Regions from separate parts of the Mus musculus genome. Here all the other regions are linked to region 1. A link is a loop called in an ENCODE intact Hi-C map of the cell type or tissue named here. Cell type or tissue: heart. All regions are shown on one strand.

Region 1 (2,500 bases):
TTGGCTTTGTAATTTTTAATTTTATATTGACTCATATTTCAGTATTAGTATAGTTGAAACTATCTTTTGGTCAGATTTTTCATTTTGTCATAATTTGTGATGGCAGCAAGTGCTTAAAATTGTATAATAAGTCAAAGAGGTATGCATAATTATATGCTTCTACACTGGAAAATTAGTAAAACCTTAGCAAAAACAAGCAAAAACCAGCTTTAGGAAATAAATAGGTATAATGTAAGATGTGAACTCATTTTAATGTTGTAACAATTTGTGTGGATTTTGAAAATACATTCAAGGGCCCTGTTTGACTTGCTAGTATTAAAGGGTGATGTTCTAGAATTTGAGGTTCCTGACTAAAGCAAATGGGTCTAAGAAGAAGTATCATTTGATGCAAAAGCAGGGCTAGGAAAGGGGCAGGTCGTGGCGGGACAGGCGAGGGGTGTGGAGTGTTTGGTACTGTGTAGAACAAAGATTGAAAGGGTAGACCCCTTGTTGAACTGATGGCTTACACACACCATCCTTTAACAGTTTCCGGCCCTCTGGGTTTTTTGTTTATTGGAATTTTTCTTGGTGCATGGAAAAAAGCAGACCACGGGGTGTAAAAAGTAAAGCACTTTTTATAAGGAGGAAAAGACCTGAGGGGTATTTCATTGTTCAGGAGGAGTCTCTGGTAGAGAGACTTGTCACTTGGCTTGCTGACTCTTGAGGTGATCCAACACTATGACAAAAACACTAGTACAGTAGGTTCTGCCTCACTGAGAGAGAGAGAGGACAGCAGCACACAGTAGGTTCTGCTACAATGTGAGAGAGAGGACAGCAGCACACAGTAGGTTCTGTCTCACTGAGAGAGAGAGGACAGCAACATACAGTAGGTTCTGTCTCACTGAGAGAGAGAGGACAGCAACACACAGTAGGTTCTGCTTCACTGAGAGAGAGGACAGCAGCACACAGTAGGTTCTGCTTCACTGAGAGAGAGAACAGCAGCACACAGTAGGTTCTACCTTACTGTGAGAGAAAGGACAGCAGCACACAGTTGGTTCTGCCTGACTATGAGAGAGAGTATTGGTGACATTGTAATTCTGCAGTTGGGCCGAGAGCTCCTCCTACTGGCCAAGTACCTGGTGAGCCACATGCTCAAAAATCTGATTTACTGGATGGATTTTTAAAAACTCAGACTATTAGTAGAGTTTTGTATTAGTTTAAAAATAAGTTTATATTACATATTGATATATCCAAAGTTCAAACACTATGGTCTAGCTACATTTGGTTAAGGGGTTCTGTTCTTCAAAGCTTTACATTCACTGGTCTAATGTATTTCAACTTCTCTTCTGATTAGCCCCGATTGGTGTTGTGGACCAAAGCCCTCCTGGAGAGGGCTCAGTGCCTGGCCCTGGAGTTATCAGCTATACTACCATCCAGGATGGCCGGAGGGACAGCAAAAGCCCAACAAAAGCTACACCCCTGCCCGCTGAGGGAAAGGTATGGCCTATTAGCACTTGTGCTGCTGTGTAGGATGCTCAGATCAGAGACTCTCTGCTGCCTTTAGTAGTTAAGACGTCAGAATTTCTTGTTGTTGTGTAACCTACGCTTACAATCTTCTATGTTTCAAATGGAGGCTGCTACTTTGCACTGTGATTTCTAACCTTGTTTTTATTATTTTTCAGAGTAAAATATTTGTTTCCGTGTAAATTATACTAATGCAAGAACAGAGTAGATTATACAAAAATAAGAAAGCAATGTACTGGCATTTCCTGTTTTCTTAGTTTATTATCAGTTGACTTAACAATGATAAAAGCCATGTGGTTTGAAATTGCGTATTTTATTACTAGTCAATTTTAAAGGTAATCCCTGTCTTTTATTACATTAATTTAATTTTTTAAAATGAATCCACTAATAATACAAAGCTGTGAATAAGTGCAGGATTATATGCTGTCTCTGCCTTGTTTGTGCTTACACTATAGCTAATGAACTGAGGCATTCCTTAGTCTGTCAGTTTTGTTATTTTGTTACTAAAGTCATTTCAAGTGGTTACCAGTCACTTGACTAAAGAACTTTTGAGCTCCTCACAAATCATTTCCATGCTTGCACAAAGCATTATTTTATATGTAACATTGGAAGTAGATCACACACACAAACACACACACACTCCCCCCCCCTCTCTCTCACACACACACACATACACACAGAGTCTCTCTCTCTCTCTCTCTCTCTCTCTCTCTCTCTCTCTCTCTCTCTCTCTCTCCCACACACACACTTCCTCTCCCTCTCCCTCTCCCCCTCACACACACACACACACACACACACAGCCTGGATCATCCTTTTGATACACTGTGCCTTTTTAGCTCTGGCTTTGAAAACTGTAGTGACATGCAGAATGAACGTGTAAAGGAACTATTAACTGCTGAAGCATCTGCTGATACTGTAGGAATTCTTGCAAGCACTGACAGCCTCTGTGGCCACCACAGACACATGCCACAGGACAGTGTATCAAACAGCAGGGGAT
Region 2 (2,500 bases), 55 kb before region 1:
TGCATGCATGCATATGTGTATTTTAGTGGCCCAAGTTTTGTTTAGTTATTTGCATTTTTCTAGGCAAATGCTGAGTTGTGTGGGTTATCTAACACAAGTAGCTGTTTCAGATGCAGCGGTGAGTCACGGTGAGGCTGGTTTATGTCATCCCCCTGTCCTCCTGCCTTACCCTTGGCTCACACCTCCTGCCTGAGGAACCGCATGAGGTTCAAGTCTTTTTTAATGCACTGTGAAGGCCGTGGCCTGCTGCATAGTTGTTGGGTTTTTCCCCCCACATTAAGGGTGAAAATCTCAGTGTAGTACTAATTTATAGAATTTCCCTATAGGATCTGACGAAAGGGAATTGTTCTTTAGCTCTTAGAGATGGGAATTCCCACAGCTTCAGCATCTACAGTTTCTGTCGTCAAGAACTGTATGCTGTTTTCATAATGTTGTTCTCTGTCTTTTGTTTCTAAATACCTAATTTTGCCTTACTGAGGAAATTCACTCATTTGCTTAGATTCTGACATTTATATGGGATTAAGTAAGTTTTGTTTTATCTTTATATAATTTACTCATCTAGGACTCTTTAAAAATGAAGAGAAACTCCAACTGGTTCTATTGCTACTCCCTAACAATAGAAAGTGGTATGCGGTGACTGACTGGTGATCTCTGTGGTTCTGTTAACACCACAGGGATTGCCCTGCTGTAATGAGGGAGTCCCCCTCCCCCAGCCGGTGTGTTTACATTGCAGCATTCCTGGGCTTACACAGAAGAGGATTTGAAAGCAGGCCCCAGCTTGGTGGACTTGTCATAGTCTGGGGCATTGATTGACTTTGACAAGCTTTTGTCTTATGACCTATTAAAATGCAGCGTCTGCAGCCTGTGTGTTTATCCCATGCAGTTAACCTTGGTGGATTTGTCTGTAGCTTATTTGGGAAGAGCCTCTAGAAACAGAGTTGTTATTTTGTTGCCATAGGAGTAAGTTTATTTACACAGAAATAGGTAACTGGTTATTGATTACCACTTGATACCGAGAAGTGGATACCAAGTGTTCCAGTTGGATGAGCATACTATGAAGAGGGTAGCTGCAGTGAGCTCATAAAAAGTACATTTTATGGTATCCGTTAAAATCATGAGAGATGGGGGCTGGAGAGATAGCTCAGTGGTTAGAGCACTGACTGCTCTTCTGAAGGTCCTGGGTTCAAATCCCAGCAACCACATGGTGGCTCACAACCATCCATAATGAGATCTGACTCCCTCTTCTGGTGTGTCTGAAGACAGCTACAGTGTACTTACATTAATAAATAAATAAATCTTTTTTAAAAAAATCATGAGAGATGATGGGTTTGATCCTGCTCTGAAAACCCGTTAGTATATTTTTCTTTTCCATAAAGTATTACTTGATGAGCATCTAATAAATGTTCCCTAGATGCTAGGAACAACATAAAAGTATTATTGGGAAGCCACCGGATGTATGACATTGCACTGGGGACATGGAGTTTTACTCATCTCACAAAAATGTCCCTCTTTATGGGCACATGGTAGCAGATGTGGCCGGCGAGGAGGTGTGGACAGGAAGTGTGACATCTCTGTGCTTATGAGACCGGCTGGCTGCTGCTTTCCTGAAGAGGAAGCCGCTGAAAGCGACCAGGAGCATTTATATGTGATTGTCTGGCCTTCCCTGTCTGTCTTCTCTTCCCTTTCAAAACAGCTCTCTACTTTGAGACAAGTGGTGCGTGCAGTGTTTTCCTTCCCTCAGCACAGAGTAGCCGCGGCTGTTTGCATCCCTGCACGGTAGTGTTCTGTTGGACATGTTTCTGCTCTGTCCTGAGGTTGGGAGGGGAAAGGAACAAGCAAGTGCATTTACCTAAGTGCATTTACCTAAGTGCATAGAAGGTGTGTGCAGCGTGCCAAGGGGTGGGTGGGAGCTTAGAGACATTTCTTTCACCGCATGAGTCCAAGGGTCAAATGCGTAGTGCAGGCTTGCTGGCATCTTGAAGGCCCATGAAAAGACTTCTGTAAAGGAAGTTTTAAGCACATAGGTTTTTAAGCAGTCTGTGTGGGATGAGGTTGATCTGTAGAATATTTCAGATAGATTTGAAAAAATCAGTTACTTTGAGCATTAGAGGGATTAAACTCCGTGCGCTAGGAAATGAGTTTCATGCTTCCGAGTTGGAGTAGCCTGGCAGTTGTCTGTGTCCATGCTGTTTCTGTGTTGGAGCTGTGTGGCACGGCAAGATGGCTCTGCTGCTCTCTCAGAGTGGGAATCTATTCTCATGCAGTGCGAAAGTCCTTCATCTCATGGAACTTGGGCTCCGTGAGAACTCCTTTCTCCTGTACTGCATCTCACTCTCTCTCACTTCTCACATTCTGTTTCTCTTGGAGAGTCTCCCGTTCGGCCCCTAGTACACAAGTAGCTACCCGTGTGCACATGACCATTTATTGTTTGTTCCTAATATACGAGTAGCTACATGTGTGCACAGAACATTTATTCTTTGTCTCTAGTATACAAGTAGAT
Region 3 (2,500 bases), 100 kb before region 1:
TAATTATTAATTAACTGCTGAGAGTCTCTGCGGGCAGCTCTGTTTCCTCTGGTTGGCGTAAACAGGTCATATTTGGAGTTGAAATGTATGAGTTTGTACAGGACTGCTCAGTAATTGAATAGAGTCTTCATGAGCACATCATGTTTCTACACCTCTGGGTAGACAGTGTCTGACCTTTTAAAGCACACATTGGCTTATGACTTCCTTTCTTTTCCTGCAGTGGAGTTTAAGGTACGTTTTGTTCATTGTGTAGGCAAAAGTTCTTTCTAGCTTTGTAGGCTTTCTTCTCTGAGTAAATGTGGCTTGGTTTATCCATGTCCTCACCCACCGGTCGCCATCATGACTCTCTCGGTGCGCATTACATAGGAACCTCCATCGTCGGAGTCCTTTGAGCGCGTACTGCATGGTGGGCAGCAGTGCAAATAATACAGCTGCATGCCATGCTAATACAAACCAAATGCTGTGCTTTGAAAAGCCATTTCTTTTCCAAGAATAGAAACTAGTATAACGGAATTCTGTGCTTATTCTACAGGGAGTTAAGTTTTAAAGTAAATAAAAAGAAGCCATACTATACTTTAGTTAGAAATACTCTTCTTTATATGTTTAAGCTATGTCAGGTTTGTAAACTATAACATTTTTGTAACTATAAGAAACTTATTTTGTAGAGACCCAGCACTTTAAAAAATATCTAAAATTGCATAAACTGCAGAAACTGAATACTGTCATTTCTAGCAGATAAAGCTTTTCTGTGGCTAGTCCAGATGTGGCAGCAACAGGATAATATGAATACTTGGTTATTTCTTTCACATTCATAATACTACTGAATTGTGAATGAGTTCAGTTTAAGTTGTGCAGGGTTGTCCTTTGTAAGGACAGGCTCTTCCTTACAGGAAAACACAAGTGTCTGAAGGTTGAATGGCAGTTACTTTGTATATTACCATACAATGATTTTAAGCCATCTTACAGTTAGTACTTACGATAAAATTTCTTTTTTTCCTTTTTTAAAGGAGTTTTTATTTAATGTACGAGTATCTGCATGTACACCTGCATGCCAGAAGAGGGCCCAAGATTTCACTATAGATGGTTGTGAGCCACCATATGGTTGCCAGGAATTGAACTCGGGACCTCTGGATGGGCAGCGAGTTCTCTTAACCACTGAACCATCTCTCCAGCCCTGTGATAAAATTTCTTAAAAAGCAATTAGGGTCGGGTAAATTAAGACTTAAACGAAAACATACAAGAGAGTGTCTGCATGCAACTGTAACTGCGGCCTAGCATATGTGTTGAAGATATTCTGTTTATTTCATTGCTTTGTTATTTTATTTTTGTATAAAGAATACTATGCAGTTAATGACTTATAACCCTCCAAAAGTATTTGTTCTATAAAAAATAGCAAAACAGCTATACACATAAATAGACTATCTGATTTATTCCTGATTTAACTGTTATTCTTTGGAAATGCTTGTTGAAGGTTATTGAAGACATTTTCCTCCTTAAATCCTGAAATTCTGTGTGTGTATGTTTGAGTATGTGATGCATGTACCTGCACATGTCCCTGGAGGGCTTGGGTGGTGTTCCTCAAGTATTATCTATTCTTTTTTTAATGAGATAGGCTCTCTCACTGTCCTGCAAGTTGTGCTGGCTGACCAGGAAACTTTAGCAATGCAGGGTTTACCTCCCCAGTGCAGAGGTTACGAGAGAACCCCGTGACTGCCTTTTCCCTCTAAAATGTAGCTTCTGGGGGCTGGACTCCATTCAGCTCCGTCAGCTTGGAATGCAGACATTTTACTAGCGAGTTTCCTGATCCTTAGAGTTTTTACAGCATAAGACAAAGCCATTGTGTAAGAGGGCAGTCACTGTTATTAAGGCTGGAAGCTCGTAATCTTAGCCCTCCAGATGCTGAGGCCTGAGGAGTTCTGCAAGTCTGAGGCCAGCTTGAACTATTCTGTGAGACCCGTTTCAACAGAAAGATTAGTAGCTGAGACTTTTCTGAGTTCGATCTATCTCTTGAGTGACTTATATACTTCAGAGCCAATTCTTCCCTAATTCTTCCCTAATTCTTGGTCCTTTTAAAACGAATAGTTTCTGATTCCCACCAGTCGGCTTAGCTGCCATCTCTTTGTCACTCTTGGATGTGCACAGCATCTACCAGGTTCCATTTTAACAGCCGACTGTGCAGGCTTTTCCAGCTACTGTCTTTTCTCAGAGCAGCAGCCATGCTTTAGCCTGCTCCTAGTGATTGGCATGTGTTAGAGCACTCTCTGCGTATTTATGGAATGAATAAAAACTAGTAAATGAAACACAAGTCTTAATGAAGTTCAGATTATGTTATGGTTTGAATGGAAATGTCGCCGACAGGTTTATGAGTTGAATGCTTGGAGCCTCAGCTGGAGGCACAGTTCTGAGAAGCAGTGGAGACTTTAGGAGATGATGGGGCCTGTCTGAAGCAGTAGGTCACTGGGATGTGCTGGCCTCTTCCTCACTCCATTTCTTTTCTGCT
Region 4 (2,500 bases), 530 kb before region 1:
AGCCCATCCAAATTACCTCATTTTAACTTAACTACACCCATAAAGACCCTGTCTCCAGTTAAGGCCACATTCTGCAGGCTGCGGTGGCCTGCGATTCTAGGATGCTAAGGCAGGATGAAAAGAGTTTAAGGTATCTTGGATTAGTTAGATAGTAAGACCTCGTCTCAAAACAAAACAAAATGGAGGATTGCACTCTCGAGTTCCTGGGAGCACAGCAGGACTTCAATGTACTCAAGCCGTGTCAGTGATGGAGAGAAAAGCCTGAAGCTGTGACCTCTGGAAGTCACTACCCAGAGGATGGTGTTGCATATGGGGCTCACTCCTGCTAGCTTATCACATTTCCTGAAATTGAAACACAGGTTGGGTGCTCTACTCCCAAGAAGAGCTAACAATACAATGTAGCTGGTGCTGGCCATGCTCGCACAAGCACAATGTAGCTGGCCTCCATGCACACAGGGAGCCAGGAGTGCAACCATTTCTTGCCTCTCACTGGAGCAACACATTTTTCTTTTGCCCTAAAATTCCAAGAATCCGCCAAAACTCATTCATTATATTGCACTACAAAAATACTTTCCCTATTTCTCTTGAGAGTGAGTTAGATTTCCTTAAGAAATGTCTTGATCTATCCCTTAGGACTGGGCTCCACAACTTTGCCCTTTGATTGGTAGTGGTTTTCTGTGATGGTCTCTGCCTGATGCAGTGGTGAGGTGGGGCATATGGGAGGTGTTGGTGGGAAGAAAGGGAAGGGGGACTGTTGTCATTGTATCATCTTATCAAGAATGAAATATTTTCTTTTGAAGAGAGAATTGTCTTGATTCTGAAAAGTGGCCTTTGCTCTCACCTCAACTCACAGCAGGTGATCTTCAGTCTTTTGTCTTTTTGTTTGAACAATGTTGATAATAAAAAAGAAGATAAAGTAATATTATCTAATGATTATGTCCCTCTAGTACCTGGATATGGAAACACAGTATATACATCTTCAAACTTTGTTATTAAAATGTACTGCACAAGAGGGCGCTAGATTAACATATAATAATAAGACAGCCCCACAAAAAGACCCATGCACACAAATTAACATTAGCCTACACTACCTTTGAGTCATTGTTTGTTTCACAGCTGAGAATTGGAAATATTTACTTGCTGAAGACATTCCTCATATAACTCAGTATGTTCACATCTGAGAACTGCAGTGTCTTTGAATAAATCCCCAACACACAAGTGATTTAGAAGCAAAGGCGTTTCCCTCACAGGTTGTGGGACTCCAACACTTCTCCAGCCTCTGAGGGTGGGCCAGTGACTTTCTGGCTCCTTAATGTATAGAAACACCAATCACACCAATGTGGCCTTCATCTTCACAGATGTGCCTGGGCTTGGTGAGGATTCTCTAGCGAGTCCTAGAACAATTGTGTGTGTGTGTGTGTGTGTGTGTGTGTGTGTGTGTGAGAGAGAGAGAGAGAGAGAGAGAGAGAGAGAGAGAGAGAGAGAGAGAGAGAGAGAGAGAGAGAGAGAGAGAGAATTATAGTTTATTTAGAGTTTATTTTGTATGGGTTTGTGCATGTTTGCATATATGCATGTGCTTGTGTGTATACATGCAAGTGGAGGCCAGAGGTCATCACACACACATACTACACTACACACTACATGCACATAAACACACACATGCCTGGCAAATACATGCCTATCACTCCATCTGAAATAGCAATGAGATCTTAAGTTATTAAGCCTTTTACTATCCATATAATGTGTGCTATTAAGCAATTAGAGGCAGCTGTCAAAATAAATTAAGTAAACTTTACCAGTGGTGCAGCATGCCCTTAAAAAGGTTATTCATCTCCATGGTGAATCAGTTTAAATCTGGACGAGAATTATGCGGAGTGCACACAGCATCTTGGAAGGCTTGCTCTTAACACTTCTTCCTGCAGAGATATTTATAGGTGCTTTGAGGAAGAAGAAACCAGCAAAAGTTTTAGGAATATGAACAAATGTATGGAAACATCCATGTATCATTCCAAATTTGCCTAGTTTAAGCATTTACAATACAAAGATTTGTGTTTATGTAGAGAAAGAAATTCTTAAGCTGTAAATAAAGCCCAAGAGGAAACTGGGCCACAGTGATAAATCCACTACTGTAGTCAAGTCGTCCACTGGATGATGAATTTATTTTTTATTTTTTAAATTCTAAATGTGTGTATAGTGGTGTGTGTGTGTGTGTTTGTATGGTGTGGTGTATATGTGTACACATGATGTGGTGTGTGTGTATCTTTGTATAGTGTGATGTGTATGTGTGTACATGATGTGGTGTGTGTGTATATGGTGTGGTATGTGTGTGGGTATGTTGTATGTGTGTTGTGGTGTATGTGTGTGTATAGTGTGGTGTGTGTGGTGTGGTGTGTATGTGTGTGCATGATGTGGGCTATGTGTTTGTATGGTGGTGTGTCTGTATGGTGTGGTATGTGTGTGGGTATGTTGTATGTGTGATGTGGTGTATGTTTGTATATGT

Evidence for each region. A loop is a pair of places that touch in the nucleus more often than their neighbours do. Peaks named below come from ENCODE experiments on the same cell type or tissue, not always from the same donor. Only the 100,000 strongest peaks of a DNase experiment are listed, where the experiment ranks them.
Region 2: a loop joins it to region 1, with 2.1 times the contacts of the local background. A loop is called at or near these places in 3 of 42 quality-filtered maps.
Region 3: it touches region 1 in a loop (2.3-fold over the local background); 4 of 42 quality-filtered maps call a loop at or near these places.
Region 4: it touches region 1 in a loop (5-fold over the local background); 4 of 42 quality-filtered maps call a loop at or near these places.

What each region holds. Positions count from the first base shown.
Region 1 is chr10:25,487,618-25,490,117 of GRCm38, forward strand. Epb41l2 (erythrocyte membrane protein band 4.1 like 2) reads left to right here. Exons shown (of 20, transcript NM_001199265.1): 12 at 1,334-1,476. Among named protein-coding and RNA genes, the nearest start is that of Smlr1, 47 kb to the right of the region's middle. In heart, a CTCF peak has its summit at 1,123 (motif pointing left); a DNase peak (open chromatin) is centred at 1,064.
Region 2 is chr10:25,432,999-25,435,498 of GRCm38, forward strand. The region is part of intron 1 of Epb41l2 (erythrocyte membrane protein band 4.1 like 2); the gene reads left to right. Among named protein-coding and RNA genes, the nearest start is that of Epb41l2, 74 kb to the left of the region's middle. In heart, no CTCF peak of the experiment used is centred here; DNase peaks (open chromatin) are centred at 133 and 1,553; H3K4me3 peaks cover 1,026 bases; H3K27ac peaks cover 2,225 bases.
Region 3 is chr10:25,384,180-25,386,679 of GRCm38, forward strand. All of the region lies in intron 1 of Epb41l2 (erythrocyte membrane protein band 4.1 like 2), which reads left to right. Among named protein-coding and RNA genes, the nearest start is that of Epb41l2, 26 kb to the left of the region's middle. In heart, a CTCF peak has its summit at 1,057 (motif pointing right); no DNase peak of the experiment used is centred here; H3K27ac peaks cover 970 bases.
Region 4 is chr10:24,960,245-24,962,744 of GRCm38, forward strand. No RefSeq gene overlaps it. Among named protein-coding and RNA genes, the nearest start is that of Gm36228, 1.6 kb to the left of the region's middle. In heart, a CTCF peak has its summit at 1,004 (motif pointing right); no DNase peak of the experiment used is centred here; H3K27me3 peaks cover 411 bases.